Linked DNA regions of Homo sapiens: region 2 is linked to region 1. Evidence: read pairs that join two places in POLR2A ChIA-PET (ENCODE). Cell type or tissue: GM12878. All regions are shown on one strand.

What was found. ChIA-PET counts read pairs that join two places held together with the same protein. Peaks named below come from ENCODE experiments on the same cell type or tissue, not always from the same donor. Only the 100,000 strongest peaks of a DNase experiment are listed, where the experiment ranks them.
Region 2: POLR2A ChIA-PET joins it to region 1 with 8 read pairs; 1 of 35 experiments calls an interaction of 5 or more read pairs at or near these places.

Annotation. Positions count from the first base shown.
Region 1 is chr7:28,477,714-28,482,713 of GRCh38, reverse strand. All of the region lies in intron 1 of CREB5 (cAMP responsive element binding protein 5), which reads right to left. Among named protein-coding and RNA genes, the nearest start is that of CREB5, 68 kb to the right of the region's middle. In GM12878, no CTCF peak of the experiment used is centred here; DNase peaks (open chromatin) are centred at 1,093, 2,963 and 3,902; H3K27ac peaks cover 3,383 bases.
Region 2 is chr7:28,617,043-28,622,042 of GRCh38, reverse strand. The region is part of intron 5 of CREB5 (cAMP responsive element binding protein 5); the gene reads right to left. Among named protein-coding and RNA genes, the nearest start is that of CREB5, 210 kb to the right of the region's middle. In GM12878, no CTCF peak of the experiment used is centred here; a DNase peak (open chromatin) is centred at 452; H3K27ac peaks cover 890 bases.

The DNA of each region.
Region 1 (5,000 bases):
GGCTTGAATTTTATTCGTGATATTGACAACATTTATCAGCATTTATCACTCTCCTGTGAGTGTGGGAAGAGCCTTCTTGGCAGGACTCACACGAAACAGATCTTTCTGCTTTGTTGAGCTTATGAGACCTCAAAAGGTTTCTAGAGGAGGAAACTGGACCTTCCTGAAATACCAAAAACAGCTGGAAAACAGGAGCACCTTGAGTCAGTCACACTGTATGACACTCCACATCAATCCTGCTTTCTTCCTAGGAACAAATGTTGTTTATTAATTATATTAGTTAAGGCCATGGCCAATTTGCACTTCGTGTTTCTGAAACAAAGCAAATATTTATCTCAATACATCTGTCAGAAGGGCAAGGGGACACACACAATAATAACCCAACACACATTCACCAAAAACACACTCTCGATTTATTTTCTTCAAAGATGCCTGGTTCTACTTTCAAAGCAAGGATGCAGGTAGGTTATCCCCACATGTGGCTAGCTGTTGGGAAGGAATTGCATATGCAATTTGGAGCTAAGAATTTCTTTCTTTGGGAGGGATATTGCATCTTTCATTATCTTATTTGCTCATCTGCAAAACAGTGCCATTGTAGTAAAACACTGTAGAACAGGACCATTCAAAGAGGTATTATGTGAAAACATAACTATTGGAAGCTAACTGTAAATTAAGAGAAAAGTAAGTCCTCTGGATTTCAAATATATCTTTATTTTTCAAACCTGAATATTGTAACTTTCCACAGAAAAATAAACACCTTGAATTTCAGTCCAAGAAAATCAATTACTTTGTGTTTGTCTTGGTATCTTTCTGTGTGTCTGTGTGTGTCTCTCTCTCTTTCTGTGGGCATCTTCCCTCTGTCTCTTTGCATGTCTATTTCTCCATGTGTGCCTTTCTCTCCTCTCTTTGTGTGTTTGTCTCCTTATGTCTGTCTGTCTGTCTCACACAGACACATGCATATACTCATTTTATCAGTAGTGTTCTTACCAGCGTTACTGGTGAAAGGATCTTGTGGTCTTGTTTCCTGTTGCAGTGTTATTCTTGAAGCGGGCTGCAGTCAGAATCTGAATTTCATTGGGCTATTATTATTTGCAGCTGTGTGACCTTTTTAACCCTGCTTTAAAAGTGACATTTCAGCCCTCAAGCTTGAAACGCCTGAATGCTACAAGGTTTTCAAACCAGAGATTTACACAGGGAACAAGACCAAGAGTGGGGCTGTACCTTATAAGTGAACATTTCACCAGAACTTGGCGTGAAGAGGGTGTGTTCCTGGGCAGTTTAGAGCCAGTAGTCTCCCCCAGAAGGCCTGAACTTGACACATAACACTGCGGTTAAATATTACTATTCTGTTCAAACCAGAAGAATATCCCTGTTCTTCAAAGATATTTGCCATCCCCTGGTATCCCAAAAGCTCAGAATCCTACAACCTGAATCACAGCCCCCTTTGGGATTGCGTCACACTTTATATTATGCTTAGAGGCTGTCAGAAGTTCCCTTCCAATGAGGCCCACTGCTCCCAGGAGGAAGGATTTCCAAACAGCTTTTGTCTCTGGAAACTAACCCGGGTCTTACTTCCCAGAGGGGGCCGTAACAGGAGAGAGTGCTGGGGGCTCACGTCCTCTCACGTACTTCTGCAGAGGTTTGTGGTTTTATTTATGTGGCGTTTATGCTGTGTATAGGAAAACATTCCAGTGGGATTGGGTTTTCATATGTTAGATTCCTCTTTCTTTCTTTTTTTTAAATTTTCCATATGTTTCTTTAGATAGGAGGTCTTTGTTCAAAGTTACTGGCTAATTCTGATTTTTGTTTCACATAATCCTGTCTTATAGCTTTCCTCTCTATGGGTTCAATAGTTCAGAACATACTTGGTAATAAGCACTTGTGTGAAGCATGAGAGGTGCAATGTTGAGTAAGTCGCTGAATGCGTATGAACCGCATTTAGGTCCTTGTCCCCTTGTTACCATGCAGTACAATATACTTTCTTGCAGAAGACATCACATCTCTAAAACAAAAGTTTATTTGACATGTGTGTGGTTAACAAAATACAAGTGTAGAGATTCTTAGGTTTTGAAGGAAATATTGAATGTAACCAAATAATTTAGCTTGTTTCTAATGGGACTAAACATATAACCTCAGAAAACATGCTGACTGGTGGCAAACTCTCTTCCTTTTTACCTGCTCTCACTGTGCACAAAAAGGAAAGAAAACAAAAAAGAAAAATTAGAACAAAACATAGCCAAGGTTTAGGTCGACCCTGTCATCTCTATTTTTCCAGAAAAGAAAGTATTTCATTGTCATTTAAAATAACTGCCCCCATGAACTCCTGAGAGAAAAGACTATGATAGCAACGAAATTCAGTGCAAAACTGGATCTATTCTTCATACTGGTGGAAAGCAGCTTGCCTTTTGGAAAATCTAAGAAAAAGGTCAGCAGTATAGTTTTCTCTTCTCCCTTTGTGCCCTACTACAGTAAAATTTGCCTCTTTAGAATTGGAACACGTTCCCAAATGGTACTACTCTGCCTCTAGATAGATACTTTTTAATGCAGTTTGAGTGCATTTGATTTTTAAACAATTTTCATGTAAAATAAATATCTTTAAATATTCTTAAGAGTCACAACTTTTTAGTCTAGTCTTAGTTTTCTTTTCACACATGCAGATGATTTTTATTGGATAATGTGGGGGGGGGGAGGTTTTGGATTTTTATTCTAGATAAGTATCTATATCTTCAGCAACAATATACATTTGGTCCACCCAATGTACGGGCTGAAGTCATACTCAAAACATCTGAAAATGTGTCTTTTTCTGCATGAATGTGAGCTACCACATGTGAGACTGCATCAAGCCCAGTGATGCCCAAGCCAGACCACTCTGCTTTCGGCGAAACCAGGAAGAGACTATTTCATCTTACTATTAACTCCTATGATTACCACTACTGACTTCCTCTTGAAAGACATTTGAGAATGATGGTATCATACTGGGTGCTTTTTTCCCACGACCCCAGCAGAAAGCTGGGGCATTCCCAGGTTGTATTCTAAAGTAGCCAGCAGTTGTGTTCTGAGCCTGAGACAGCTCACGATGTCCGTTGAACACAGGGTAAAAATATACCGAAGCCTTGATTCAGATTCCTCACACATTCTGCTTCAAATGTCAAGTGTGTGAACATTTGACAGTACTAGGAGGTCACTTAAAGGCCATGTTAAGGCAAAAATCTCATGCCATCTGAAGATTCTCTCATCATTCGAACAAGGTTCTCTTTCTAAATGTTAGCAAAAGGCACATTTCATCTGCCTGCCTAGAAAAGGCATCATTTCCTTGGGTGGCCCAGTAAGGGGATTTGGAAATACGTGAAACCAATTATTGTCTGCTATTATTAGAAGGGGGTCACCCTGGCATTTAGTGGGAAGGGGCCTGGGATATGGGATATTCTGCAATGCACAGAATGACTGGTTCTGTGCAACACTGGAGTCTCCTGATCTGATAGCCAATAGTGTGGCTTCTGCAAGAATAATTAGAGTATAAGTACCCACAACTGCCTCGCCCATGCCACCCAGTTTAGGGTAAAAGGCAGATTAAGAATAACACAACAGGATGAGTGAGACAATGAAAACAAAGACCACATACAGAAGAGGAGATGAAAGGAAGGGACTAAGTGCGTCCCCACCTCTTTATACTTTCCCAAGAGCTCTGAAAAACTCGGGCAAAGTTAAGCTTATGACAAGGCCAGATTCAATGCCAATTAAAACTTTATGAATATTCAAAAAAGTATGTGAAATTATCATTCCCTGTCAGTGTGAGGGAGGGCTGGGGTCTGTTGCCAACATTTAAGCTAAGCATAAGCATACCCTTGCAGGTTCAGTCCATAGAGGAGAGAGATGACTAAGCTGGTATCAATTAGGGTGGCTTTTTCTGGGTAAATTATCTGGTTTGGCCACCTACAGCTCCCACTGTCCAGATAACTTAACCTTTATCTACAGCAGTGTTGACTCAACAGTAGCAAAAGAAAGAGTTGCCCCAACATACAAATATATCTCCTACTCCAATGCCTTACCACTTGTGATAATTGCCTTGTTGATTTTCTATTATTACTGAGAGGACAGCTCCATCATAGAGAATGTGTTTTCCTTTCTTTTTTTATACTTAAATAGAAAACATCACAAGCTTCTAAATTCTGCTTTAACGTTGCTGGCACCATTAGCCCTCCGCTCACAGAATACTTATTAGGGAAACTTTTGCCTCTTAACCAGCTTCTCAGTAAGAAAGCTTAATCAGTCCAAAGGAGCAAAAATACACACACATATACATATTTTTTTCTTTTGGCCTGTTTTCTTATTGAGAAGTTTATATATAATATATATAAATATGTATATATATTCACACACTTTACAGGGATCCTTTCATCCTGATAAACAAGCTCAAGACTCAAAACTCATGCCTAGCTCGTATTGTACCATGAGGAGGATACTGATCTCATAAGGAAGCAACTACAAAACTCTTGGCCCACCTTTCTGCACAAGGTTCACCAGAATGAAGGATCATTAAATATGTTTAAAGTGCAGAAATAAGCCGTGTGGGGTTTTGCGGGGTTTGTTTGTTTGTCTGTTTGTTTTGAGACATGGTCTCTCTCTGTCACTCAGGCTGGAGTGATCACAGCTCACTGTGGCCTCAAACTCCAGGGCTCAAGGGACCCTCCCACCTCAGCCTCTCAAATAGTTGGGACACCACAGGTGTGCACCACCACACCCAGCTAATTTTTTACTTTTTGTAGAGATAGGGTCTCCCTGTGTTGCCCAGGCTGGTCTCAAACTCCCGGGCTCAAGCAATCCTGCTGCCTCATCTTCCCAAAGTGCTGGGATTATAGGTGTGAGCCACCATGCCCAGCTAATAAGCTGTGTTTTGGGGGATTCCTAGATTATTTCCATGGACTAGAAAAGTCCTTCATATCTTTCTCAACTTCCTACTAAACAAAGAATCACTCACTAAAGCCTGCAAATCCACTAAA
Region 2 (5,000 bases), 140 kb before region 1:
GGTAATAAGATCTTTTTTGGCCTTGTACAAGTAGAATCCACCTGAGACTTCCTCATCATCTATTCGCTAACAAATTGGCAGAAGTATTAGGAAATTTCACCTTGGCGTTTGGGTGAGTCTTTTCCATCAACATAGTTTATTTGGATTACAGGCTCTTCCTCAATTAAAACAATAAATCAGCCATTTTCATTTTCTTTTCACCTCTGGATATATGTTGTCCTTAATACTTTAAGTTGCAGTCAGAATGCTTGCTTGGTATGACGACATCATCCTGTCTTTCAGGTGTAGTTTCAGGGTCACACAGAACACTTGTGTCCGGAAGGTTGACTTCACAGCGCACCACAGACACATTCTGCTACTCAGGGGAGTGAGATCATGGGCTGGCATAAATTTATCACTCTTTTAAATGAACGGGGTTGAATTCTATCTACTAACCTTGATCAGGAGGCTAGTGATACTGGCTGTGTAAAACAAAACAAGACAAAATAAACAAGGGAAAACCACAGCGCATGTGGCCACTTTGTTCAGAAGGTGACACCACTGAATTTAGTCTGTGAAGGTCTTGTCACATGAAAGCCTAGAAATAGCTATGACCTAAACATGAGAGTAGAAGACAATCCGGTTAGAAATGAATGAACACATTCCATTGTGCTTGTATAGTGTTTAAAATCTATTTTGGGGCAAAAGGGGTATTGTAAATACTTTCCCTTGTTCATAACTATCATAACCCAAACTTTCTGGCTCTCAACATTTTCCAGTGACCCTGCATGCCTATAATTTTTTACACACCACCTGACCTGGCAAGAATTATGCTACCAGAGATGTGGATGCCCTGTGACCCCCACCCCCCAACCCCGAATCCCCAAGGCCAGCCAAGACTAGATTGGACCTTATGACTGATTCTAATCTGGATGTCTCAAGGGGCTGTCCTCGTCTCACTGCACAATTCCAAGGCCACTTGGTTCTGATGGCCCTTGGGAGATGCTGCCATATTAGGCCTGTGGAAATGGCCACATCATTCTAAAATTATTTTGGAAGTAGAGATTTAACATAACTTTTTGGATTAGCATTCAATTCCAAATTTGGGGCTGGGATTTAGGTAAAATTAATTTTAGGGACTTCTTATTGGGTTTGCGAAATGTTAATTCCAGCAAGTATTCCTTTATTCTTTAATACCGACTGGATCACAGACTGTGTCTTTTTTCCATTTGATTCTCTCTTTGGTAACAGTATTTCTAGGAAGACTTGGCTATCTGTATAGACAACTCCTGACTCTGAAGTGGTTGACTAGATAGGCTTATTACTGAATTCAGGTCAATTCGTGGCCGCCTCCTCTTTGACCGTAGCGGCTCTGGATGTCAATGAGAGGGTTAAAATGGGGCGAGCCTGAGGCCAGTTATGGAAAAGAGGAGGGAATAGGCATTTCCTGGATATACAGTTCCTAGTATCTCCACGAGGCCAAATATAATTTGTATCTAGAAACTTACCTTCTGCCTACCTTCACTACCTGAGAGAATTCCCTCCAGAGATAACGATGATCTTTTATTAGGCACCAGAGCGTGAAGATCTGGAGATGCTGAGACACAGCCTTAGAGGGTGTGCTTTCACAGGGAAAAGAAGCTCTATGATTCTTTAATCACAGAATTCCCTTTTAGCACTGTTCACTGAGACACTAGGTATGAGTGGCACCCCCCTCTTCCAAATGGATTTAGTTATAGAAGAAATAAAAGGACTTCCATATGGAAGAAATTAAAGGACCAGCCTGGGTAACATAGTGAGACCCTGCCTCTTTAAAAATAATAATAATAAAACAAGAACAAAGTGAAATAAATTCTAAAAAGTTTGGTTTGTTCTGAGTTTTTCTAGAAGAATCTATGAGACGACTGCAAAAATTGTTTCCCTTATCTATACAGATTAAATATATCCCCAGTTAAAATTGTACCGTTTTAAAAATTATTATTTTGAGAAGCTTCACTTCATCAAGTCTATTTTATTAAAATGATGCCCAAATTCTGCAGAGGCTTAGAAACCCATCAAATTTCATTTTTAAAAGTATGGCATGTAATGTATAGTATTTCAAATAATTTTCACATATTTTTTATAACAGAAAATGGGCAGAAGAGGCTCTGCCTCTTCCTTAATACACCCGAGGCTCAGAAAATACAACTAACCTAAGATCTCACCTTTGGCACATGACCAACATCCAGGTTGTCTGGCTCTGTGTTCAGTGCTATTTCCTATGAGCCTCTGCTCCCCACAAGACTTGGAAATGCCCTCTTGATTCTCAGGGTTTCCTTCATCGTCATCCTGGAGTAACAGAGGTGGGCTTATTTTATTTCATGAATGATAGTTTTATGTACATGACACATTTATTTTAGAGATGAGGGTCTTGCTATGTTGCCCAAGCTGGTCTCAAACTCCTGGCCTCAAGTGATCCTCCAGTCTCTGAAGTAGCTGGGAATACAGGCATGAGCCACCATGCCTAGCTCAAGAAGGGGGTTTATTTGTGTGGTTTTCTCACTGAAGAGGATGGTGCCTGTCTCAGTGTAGAATGACGGAAAAATAAACAGGCAGCAAACAATGTTCTCTTTTTAGCGCTCTCAAAGTCCACTCTAGTTATAACAGGCCAATAAAAGAGAAGACATTTGTCCAGCAGAAACATTTGCCAGTGAGGAACATTCCCTGTGAGATCCAGGTGTCTGCTTTGTTGGATGAATGGCAGATTTGGAAAGATCTTCTCTTCCAGATCCAAGCTATAGGCCATCTAGTGTAACCTTGGAGCCACGATGGCTGAGTTCAAACCCCACCTCTACTGTTTACTAGCTGCAGGCCTTTGAGCAAGTTCATAACTTCTCCATGCCTGCTTTCTTCAGCAGCAAAATGGGGACAATAATGATGATATCTGCCTCATAAGATGATTTAAAGGCTTAAATGAGTTAAATCTAAAGTGTTTAGAACAGGACTTGGCCATGTGCCCAATGAGAGTGGCTATTTTTATTTTCTTAACCAACGAATTCCTCAATTTCTTTATCTATAAAGTGAGAATGATAGAGCCTCTAACAAGAATCAAATTATATTCTGTTTTGGAAAGTTCTTTATAAATCATAAAATTCTCTGAGCATGTAACAAATGCCTGCTGTTAACTTGAAGAGAATATTGCAATGTCAGAACCATACCTAACCTCCTATTGCAAGTAATTTATTCTTTCTCATTAAATCGAGAAAGTAAGTCATTTATATTCAGATTGCTAGCCTGACTCCATTGGTAGCTTGTTATCCAGGAATCAAGGGGTTGGGGGTGTTGTCTAGCCAGGGGTGGGTGTTCACCCAAGGCCTAGTAGGCCTCCACCTCCCAGGGGAGGATCACAGAGATCATGCCTGCTGAGACGGGAGGCAAGTCCCAGCTGCGTGTGACTGTATCTGTGTATAGATCTGGAATCAGAGAGCCCTACTGGTCCCGCAGGATTACCTAGACAGAGCCAACAGGCAGCCTGGAGCCCTGAAAAGTGGGACAACTGTTTACTGTGTGGGTGGCTACTCAGGGGAGCCTATGGCAATACCAGGCCTGAAATCAGAGCAGCATCTGATAAGGAAGCAGATGTGTTGACTCAGGATTAAAAAAAAATAGATGAAACTGATTTTTCCAGAGTTTGAATAACATGTCATTTCTGAAAGGATCAGGAGGAGTGCAGTTGGTGCAAATGAGGGAAATTTTTAAAGCATCTCCTCCTTCTTCTCTAGCTCTGTCCCAGGTTGTATCATGGTCTCACCCAGTGGCACACACAGGGACACCAAGTTCTAATGGTCTTTAAGAAAGAAATGGAAGCCAAGCAGGACAGTTGTTTCCAACAACCTTTCCTGGCTCAGTGTACCCTCAGGACTGATAGTCCCCTCCAGCTCCCCTAGCTGAAGTTCTATCCAATTTTTCACATTCAGCATCAATGCCATCTCCTTCATTAAGCTTCCCTGCAACCCTCCACCTAGAAGCGATGTCTTCCTATCACGTTCTCATAAAGCTTTTCTCTGTGTACCTTTAATGCAGCGCTTTCAAAGTTTGCCTCATTTCATAATCAGTTATGTCAAATGTCTCTGCCCTACTAGCTTATAAGGAATGGCTTCCTGTCATCTCTGTGCCAATATGACACCACTATGACACCTATACTGCTGCTCAAAGGAGTCATTCAATAAATATTCATCATGTGAATAAATATTTGTTGGTGATAATTAACTTGAACCTAGAATTTCATGGCCTCCAAGAAAGGCTCTGATTTTTTAAAAATAGAGCGCTGCTCTTTTTCCCCCTCTATTATTCTTTAAGGTTGTTTCATAACATCTCCTGCTGGGACAGCTTCCAACTCTCATTATTGAATTATTAAGTGCTAGGAGAACAGCACCTTCTGTGAATAAGAACTGGGTGAAACTGTGAAGAAGGGAAGCCCCCATTGCTCTTAGTTTCAGAGGTGAGAACTGTAGATGTTATTTATGTGCTTCCTCCATCACAAACCAGTGTGATTCAAATGGTGGATTCTGGAATTCTGTTTTCTGCTCTCCTTTCCCTGTTCAGCCCCTCAGTCTTAGCCACTGTTAATAATGAACACACCCACAGTGGAATATAAGATGCACTAAAGAGAAAGTAGGATCCATAATTCCTATTTGGAACCTGAAACTGTCCTCAAACCAGTCCTCATACTTCTGACCTGTGTGCATTCATCAGTTGCACGGGTAAAAAAGAAATGGGAAATGGGTTGAGAAGGAGGGATCACAGATCAGGTTTTCGTTTCTACAATTTCAGATCAACATTATCATATAAACAATTAATGAGCAGTCTCCAGATGTTCTAAATTGCTCTTCCCTCCCAGGGATGTTGTTAAATACTCCCTAAGCTGGCTCTGCATAGCAAACAGACTTTCCATGGGGAAAATTCCAAGTTTAGCTCTCATGTACCTGGAATCCTTCTTGTGGATGATTTTTAGAAAGACTTCCAAGAATTCCAGGATCCTT